2 separate regions of the Homo sapiens genome follow, and region 2 is linked to region 1. A link is a contact called in ENCODE Hi-C or POLR2A ChIA-PET data. All regions are on one chromosome and are shown on one strand. Each heading gives the region's core, a stretch centred on a gene start or an enhancer-like site at or near the end of the contact. The rest is flanking DNA. Distances are from core to core; before and after follow the strand shown.

Evidence for each region. A loop is a pair of places that touch in the nucleus more often than their neighbours do. ChIA-PET counts read pairs that join two places held with the same protein, here RNA polymerase II (POLR2A). Pooled maps may share reads with other maps.
Region 2: POLR2A ChIA-PET joins it to region 1 with 12 read pairs in PC-9. The contact joins the promoter of OR2B2 here to the promoter of H4C11 in region 1. A Hi-C loop is called at or near these places in 2 of 168 maps with a recorded cell type or tissue (ascending aorta and gastrocnemius medialis) and 7 of 50 pooled maps. POLR2A ChIA-PET finds 5 or more read pairs at or near these places in 20 of 52 experiments (A549, AG04450, CD4-positive, alpha-beta T cell and 15 more).

The regions. Positions count from the first base shown.
Region 1 is chr6:27,822,677-27,826,794 of GRCh38, forward strand. H4C11 (H4 clustered histone 11) reads left to right here and starts at 1,416. Exons shown (of 1, transcript NM_021968.4): 1 at 1,416-1,804. The coding sequence starts at 1,449. The coding sequence ends at 1,760. RefSeq lists enhancers at 1,136-1,275, 1,569-2,210, 2,853-3,494, 3,495-4,118.
Region 2 is chr6:27,910,810-27,914,836 of GRCh38, forward strand. OR2B2 (olfactory receptor family 2 subfamily B member 2) reads right to left here and starts at 1,587. Exons shown (of 1, transcript NM_033057.2): 1 at 376-1,587. The coding sequence starts at 1,510. The coding sequence ends at 437.

The sequences.
Region 1 (4,118 bases), core at 166-2,665:
TGCCTCAGCCTCCCTAAGTGCTGGGATTACAGGCATGAGCCAGCGCGCCCGGCCTAAACAAGCTTATATTAAAGATGACAATTTATTACTTATAAACAAATCAATAAATCTTGCTGGGTAACTAGTTCATTAACTCAAGACTCAATCAACAAAACTAAAAGTAAATTCTGAATGTAACATAGAATTTAAAAACCATAATACTCAATGCTGGTAAACATACACAGCAGTTACTGCTGGCAAAAGTGAATGGAATAAAACTTTTGAGGAAAATGTAGTAACAGTTATCAAAATACCTTAAAATCTGCATCCTTTGTGACAAAGCGCTTCAATTCTACATTTTCCTCAGGAAGTAAATTTTGTACAGTTCTCCTTTAAATTAGGAAAAGAAAATTAGCACATTATTGCTAAGTACTAGAAATACTGTGAAAGTGGACCTAGAAAATTCTTATGATGGAATATTAAGCAGATATAAATTACTGCTTTTAAAATTTTTCCTAATGTGAATTTTCTAAGCTTTTAACCGTGAACATAGATTCCCTTTGGCAAACCACCTTGATTAAATTATAGACAGAATAGAATTTTGGTAATAGTTCCGAGTATGTATAATGTTAAAGGTGGTACTTAATCCGCAGGGAAAAGATGAATTATTTAAAAAATCTGGTTGATTAATAAATTCCTAGGGAATTGGTTAACACTGTAGCAGGCAGAATTCAGGAGAAGAAATAATAAAGACATTAAAATCACTTTTGTAAACTTTTTAAATAAGGGAAATTGATTAAAACAACGCGAAGTTGTAAAATGCCATATACTGCATACATTTTGTGGGAAAAAATGTGCATTTATCTGCTCACCAAATTATCTTATTAGCTAGCAGTAGAGCTCTTTGTGTGATGGGAAGATGGGATAACAGGCTGTTGTTACTGTACTGGTTTTTTTTTTTAATATATTTAAAAAAAAGAGTGTCTCCTAAAGTGTAAGCGCTATCATGCTGGACTAATGTTTTAATTTAATTTAATTGTTGTCTTGGTAGAGATGGGGTCTCGCTATTTTGCTCACGCAGATCTCAAACTCCTGACGCCCAGGTACACTCCCATCTCGGCCTCCTAAAATGGTGGGATCACAGACGTCAGCCACCGAGCCCGGTCACTTTTTTGTATTCCCCACAGTATTGATGTATATCTTCTGCGTTCAAAAGCAATTTTTTAAAGCCTCATAACGTGGTAACAGAATACTTTGCACATTACAAAATTCAGAACACGGAAACAAGAAGCTCGCTTTTTTTTCCCCCCTATTTCGGTTTGGCCCTTTAGATTTCCCCTCCCCCACCGGGGCGGGACTTCCCGCCGACTTCTTTCAGGTTCTCAGTTCGGTCCGCCAACTGTCGTATAAAGGCGCTGCCTCAGGCCAGAGGCCTCACAAAGCGTTGGGTGAGACTCCTCTTGCTCGTCATGTCTGGCCGCGGCAAAGGCGGGAAGGGTCTTGGCAAAGGCGGCGCTAAGCGCCACCGTAAAGTACTGCGCGACAATATCCAGGGCATCACCAAGCCGGCCATCCGGCGCCTTGCTCGCCGCGGCGGCGTGAAGCGCATCTCCGGCCTCATCTACGAGGAGACTCGCGGGGTGCTGAAGGTGTTCCTGGAGAACGTGATCCGGGACGCCGTGACCTATACAGAGCACGCCAAGCGCAAGACGGTCACCGCCATGGATGTGGTCTACGCGCTCAAGCGCCAGGGCCGCACCCTCTACGGTTTCGGTGGTTGAGCGTCCCTTTCTATCAATAAAAGGCCCTTTTCAGGGCCACCCTACTTTCTCAGCTGAAGAGTGGTAACACTGAGGAGTGGTTTTGGTAGGTACGGAATTTTGCTTGGTTCTGAGTCAGTTCTGGGGGGAACAGTTTTTTGAACACAGCGGCACACGTGTGGCCATTCACCCGGGGTCACTGTAGGCAGGACTAATTACGAGATGTAATGTCTAAACTTGCTCAAAATTCGTAAGCTTGTTTACGTAATGGAGAAAATACTCGTACACAGAATGTGCAGTACCAGAAACGTTTATGTAACCCCCGTAGTGAGCTTGACAGTGGTAATCGGAAATCGTTTTTGAAAAGCCTCCAAATCCACAAGTATTTGTGGGTTTTTTTTGTTTCGTCTTTGTCTGCGAGTTGGAGTGCAGCGGCGCGATCTCGGCTCACTGCAACTTCCGCCTCCTGGGTTCAAGCGATTCTCCTGCCTCAGCCTGCCGAGTAGCTGGGATTACAGTTTTGCGCCACTACACCCAGCTAATTTTTGTATTAGTAGAGATGGGGTTTCACTATGTTGGCCAGGATGGTCTCGATCTCCTGACCTCGCGATCCGCCCGCCTTGGCCTCTCAAAGTGCGACCTCTTAAAGAATTTTAAGATAATTTTTTACTTTCCTCCACCCTCATTAAGGTATGACAACTTACATGTACAATCTGATCTGACATATATTCATTGTGTAATGATTACATCGAGCTTAACATCCACCTCACTTTCTGTGGTGAGAACATTTAAGGCCTATCAGCAATTTTCCAGTATCAAGTACATTAACTATTATCACCATGCTTTAAAGTAGATCTCCAGTATTTATACCTCCCGAGTCCCATTGTTACCTCCATCCTTGTTCTCTGGCAATGACAATTTTACTCAGTTCAACATTTTTAGATTCCTCATGTAAGTGAGATCACGCAGTTTTTGTTTTTCTGTGCCTAGTTTGTTTTACTTTGCATAATGGTCTCCAGTTTCATCTATAAGAAATGACAAGATTTATTTTAAGGCTGAGTAGTATTTCATTGTATATATGCCCCATTTTCCTTATCCATTCATCTGGCATTGGACACTTGATTTGAGTTTAAATTCATAAATGGAATCTAGTGAGTAAAAGCTATTTTTTGTTTTCTTTTTGGTGAGGTTCAGTCACTTATTGTTATGATGATGAAAATGATGGATGTGTCATTGGTGACATCAAAAGATCTGGAAGGACAATAATAGTCGCATTGATTCAGTTGAAGCAAAAGTACAAAACTCTGTAGTCCAAGTAATTACCACAAAGGAATTGTAATCATACTTTTTTTTTAATTTGAATTTTTGTTAAGGGAAAAAAATTGTATTTTACATGAAAAACAATTATTTATTTATTTATTTATTTATTTTATTGATCATTCTTGGGTGTTTCTCACAGAGGGGGATTTGGCAGGGTCATAGGACAATAGTGGAGGGAAGGTCAGCAGATAAACAAGTGAACAAAGGTCTCTGGTTTTCCTAGGCAGAGGACCCTGCGGCCTTCCGCAGCGTTTGTGTCCCTGGGTACTTGAGATTGGGGAGTGGTGATAGGCGGTGATAGGTGAGATAGGCGGTTTTTCCCCATCTCAGTAGATGGAACGTACAATCGGGTTTTATACCGAGACATTCCATTGCCCAGGGACGGACAGGAGACAGTTGCCTTGCTCTTGTCTCAACTGCAAGAGGCATGCCTTCCTCTTATACTAATCCTCCTCAGCACAGACCCTTTACAGGTGTCGGGCTGGGGGACGGTCAGGTCTTTCCCTTCCCAAGAGGCCATATTTCAGACTATCACATGGGGAGAAACCTTGGACAATACCTGGCTTTCCTAGGCAGAGGTCCCTGTGGCCTTCTGCAGTGTTTGTGTCCCTGGGTACTTGAGATTAGGGAGTGGTGATGACGCTTAAGGAGCATGCTGCCTTCAAGCATCTGTTTAACAAAGCACATCTTGCACCGCCCTTAATCCATTTAACCCTGAGTTTGACACAGCACATGTTTCAGAGAGCACAGGGTTGGGGGTAAGGTCACAGATCAACAGGATCCCAAGGCAGAAGAACTTCTCTTAGTACAGAACAAAATGAAAAGTCTCCCATGTCTACCTCCTTCTACACAGACACGGCAACCATCCGATTTCTCAATCTTTTCCCCACCTTTCTCCCCTCTCTATTCCACAAAGCCGCCATTGTCATCCTGGCCCGTTCTCAATGAGCTGCTGGGCACACCTCCCAGACGGGGCCGTGGCCGGGCAGAGGCACCCCTCACGGCCCGGATGGGGCGGCTGGCCGGGCGGGGGGCTGACCCCCCCACCTCCCCCCCGGA
Region 2 (4,027 bases), core at 337-2,836, 88 kb after region 1:
AAACAGATATAGTTCTCTGTCGACATTTTATTTGAAGATCACTATAATAGTTTTTCTAAGAATAGTAATAATAAAGCAATTTGGAGAGAATTAAATTATAAGCTATGTAAAATTGAAGTCTTTAAAAGGCCTATAATTTGAGAATTCCTTTTTTTTTTATTAACACCCTTGCAAGCAACCTCTCAAAAGCTCCCTTTACATCTTTGTTTCTATGTGTGTGTGTGTATGTATGTATGTGTGTGTGCGTGTGTGTATTACTGAAGAGATGATTTCTGGATCAGAAAGGTCTAGTTTACACTGAATTGTACAAACATTGATGTAAAGTGTGACAACCCTTGAAAATGTTGTGATTACAGTTTTTGGTGCATTGGAAGGCCAATTCTGGGGGCTTGTTCAATGAAAATGTTTAGGCAACAGAAACAAATATAGCTTTTTGTCAAGGAAATTTTCTTTGAGGGAGATTACAATAGTTTTCTATAGTAATGACAAAAATAGGACAACTTGCGGAGAAGTTAGTAAGGTAAGTAAGCACTGTGTCTTTAGCAAAGCTTATCATTTGCATATTTCTTATTTCTTGATTAAGAAGACTCTTTGCAACCAACCTTTTAAAGGCTTCCTTTACCTCTTTGTTCCTAAGTGTATATATAAGGGGATTCAGCATGGGTGCAATGATTCCACAGAAGAGAGAAACCATCTTTCCCCGGTCTTTGGAGCTGGGTGAAGGTGGTTGCAGGTACATGGAGATAGCTGTACCATAAAAAAGTGACACCACAATTAGATGGGAGCCACATGTCCCAAATGCCTTTCGTTGACCTTCAGCAGACTGGATTCTCAACACTGCTTGGACAATAAAAGCATACGATATAAGGATGAGTGTCACGGGTATTAGAAGGAATAGCACACTGATGAAGAATAGTTCAGCCTCATTTGCTGTTGTGTCAACACAGGACAACTTGAGCAGAGCAGGGACTTCACAGAAGAAGTGATCCACTTCTTTGTGACCACACAGTGGCATCTTAAGTGTCCAGGTGGACTGTAATACTGAATTGCTAAAGCCACTAATCCAGGATGCAGCTGCCAACTGGAAGCAGAGCCTCTGGTGCATGATAATTGAGTAATGGAGAGGCCGACAAATAGCTACAAACCTATCAAAGCACATGACGGCCAGGAGAAGACATTCTGTGGAACCCAAGGCCAGGAAAATGAAAAGCTGGGCCACACAGCCACCATAACTGATTACTTTCCTGGTGTTGCATATGTTTACCAGCATTTGTGGAACTGTACTTGTGGTATAGCAAAGGTCCAGGAGTGAGAGATTGCTAAGAAAAAAGTACATAGGGGTGTGGAGTTTGAAATCCACATGTGACACAAGAATTATTGTCAGATTGCCAAAGATTGTCAAGATATAGGAAAACAGAAACATCACAAAGGGTGGAATCTCTAGCCATGGTTGATCTGAGAAAACTAACAGAATGAACTCCTGTGGGACACTCTTATTTACCCAATTCATGTTAAATGGTTCAACTCTTCGTTCTCTGAAATATAAGAAGTCAGGAAGTTAACAACACACTTCCTGATTTTGTCAGCTATAATCATTTTGCTATCAATTTACATAAAATTACAGACTGATCCAATTAATAATGTGAAAAAAGTATTGATAAAAATATAAATATTTATCCATCCAAGTATTTAAAAAGTGTTTATATATCTGTAACAGCATATTAGCAAATTGAATCGAATTTCAAGAATCTTTTTTTTTTTTTTTTTTTTTTTTTTTGAGGCAGAGTTTCACTCTTTTGCCCAGGCTGGAGTGCAATGGCGCCATCTCGGCTCACCGCAACCTCCGCCTCCCAGGTTCAAGCAATTCTCCTGCCTCAGCCTCCCCAGTAGGTGGGATCACAGGCATGTGCCACCACCCCGACTAATTTTGTATTTTTAGTAGCGATGGGGTTTCTCCACGTTGGTCAGGTTGGTCTCAAACCCCAACCTCAGGTGATCTGCCCACCTCAGCCTCCCAAAGTGCTGGGATTACAGGCGTGAGCCACTGTGCCCAGCCTAATTTCAAAAATCTTAAGCCATATTTTCAGTTTCCAAATTCACATAATGTATCCTTTGATATTTTACTGTTTGTAAATGTATTTTTCTCATTCTTCCTACCTAGATATCTACTGTGAGGTAGATGTAGATACAGTTTCCTGTCATTTGAATTCATTCTAATTTCTCTTCAAGGCCAGCGAGATTCCCTGATTGTAGAAATCAGTTAACATTAGTTAAAGCCACCTCCCATTATTCCCCTTCCCTCAAAAAAGCCATGTAGACAGTATCTAGTAAGTTATCAGACACAATTTAAGGAGACATATCCTTTTCGTTCTAGAAGCTCATAGAATTTGTATAGATTCCTTAGTAATATGATATTTGAAGGTGACAGGCTGGTCTCATATCCCTACCCTCTCTAATTAGTTACATTCATTATATTGGAATGCTTCTAACCCTTTGATCTCCACAATTCTCATTTGTAAAATGAAGATGATACAGTGGTTCCCCCTTTATCCATGGGGGATACATTCCAAGACCACCAGTGGATAGAAACCTGAAACTGTGGGTAGTACCAAACCCTATATATACTATGTTTTTTAATACATACACAACTATAACGTTTAATTTATAAATTAGGCACAGTAAGAGATTAAGAACAATAATTAATAAAATGCAGCAAGTATAACAGCTCCAGACCCCCATTTATTGTAATACATGTTATGTGAATGTGGTGTCCCTCTCTTTTTTTCTCTTCAAAACACCTTATTCTAGTGTACTCACCCCTCTGTGTTCTGACGATCTGATAACCGAGATGGCTACTCAGTGACTAACAGGCAGGTGGATGCTTTAAATCAAGCTTGTCCAACCTGAGGCCCACGGGCTGCATGCAGCCCAGGATGGCTTTGAACGCAGCCCAGGATGGCTTTGAACGTGGCCTAACACAAATTTGTAAACTTTCTTAAAACATCATGACATTCACTGATGATTAAAAAAAAACTCATCAGCTATTGTTAGTGTTGCTGTATTTTATGTGAGACCCAAGACAATTCTTCTTCTTCCAATGTGGCCCAGGGAAGCCAAAAGATTGGACACCCCTGCTCTAAACAGAAGGATGATTCCCATGACTGGGTGGGACAACACAAGACTTCATCAGGCTATTCAGAATGGCATGTATTTAAAACTTATGAATTGTTGACTTCTGTAATTTTCCTTTTAATATTTGCAGACCATGGTTGACTGTGGGTAACTGAAATTGTGCAAAGCAAAACCACAGATAAGGAAGGACTACTGTAATGTTTTTCTAAGTTGTCTTGATGTGAAGTATAAATGATGTGAGGTATTAACGCACACACCTACCCTAGACTTACACCTTTAGAAATGGAGAAGAGTGGATGAAAGGAACTATAGTGATCCAAGGTCTGAGGTGCTCAGAAAGGAATTACTTATGATTTTTAGAACTTTAAATTTCCTAGGGTTACTAATGGAAATGACTATGCCTGTTAAAACTCAACATCTGATTTCCTTCTTAACCCGCAAACATCAACTCCAACAAGAGGGGGTCATAGTAAGCGTATGATGTGAGTATAAATGTGATCTTTAGTGTAAATTGCCTAGCAGAGTGCTTGGCACATGGATGCACAGCTGTGTCAGAGACAGTACAACAGTTCTGCAGGAACTCTGAGATGCTTTGAGTAGAGGCTATTCAGTCTCATAAATTTCCTGGAGGGACTAATATGCCAACTCTACCAGCTAAACATGTATTCATCCCCCCCAAAATCTTAATGGGACACTTAATTATTTTATTACTTTATCAATATCAGAATATTTGTTTTTCAATTTCATTCATGTTCGGCAAAATGTTAGCAATGTGAATTTTAATTTTTCTACTTATTTTAGAACCACTAGTTCCCTAAAAAATGTCTCCTTGACTCTCACCTGAAAAGAAATTTGAGATTTGTAGTCATAGATGTGGATAAGAAATGATACTCAA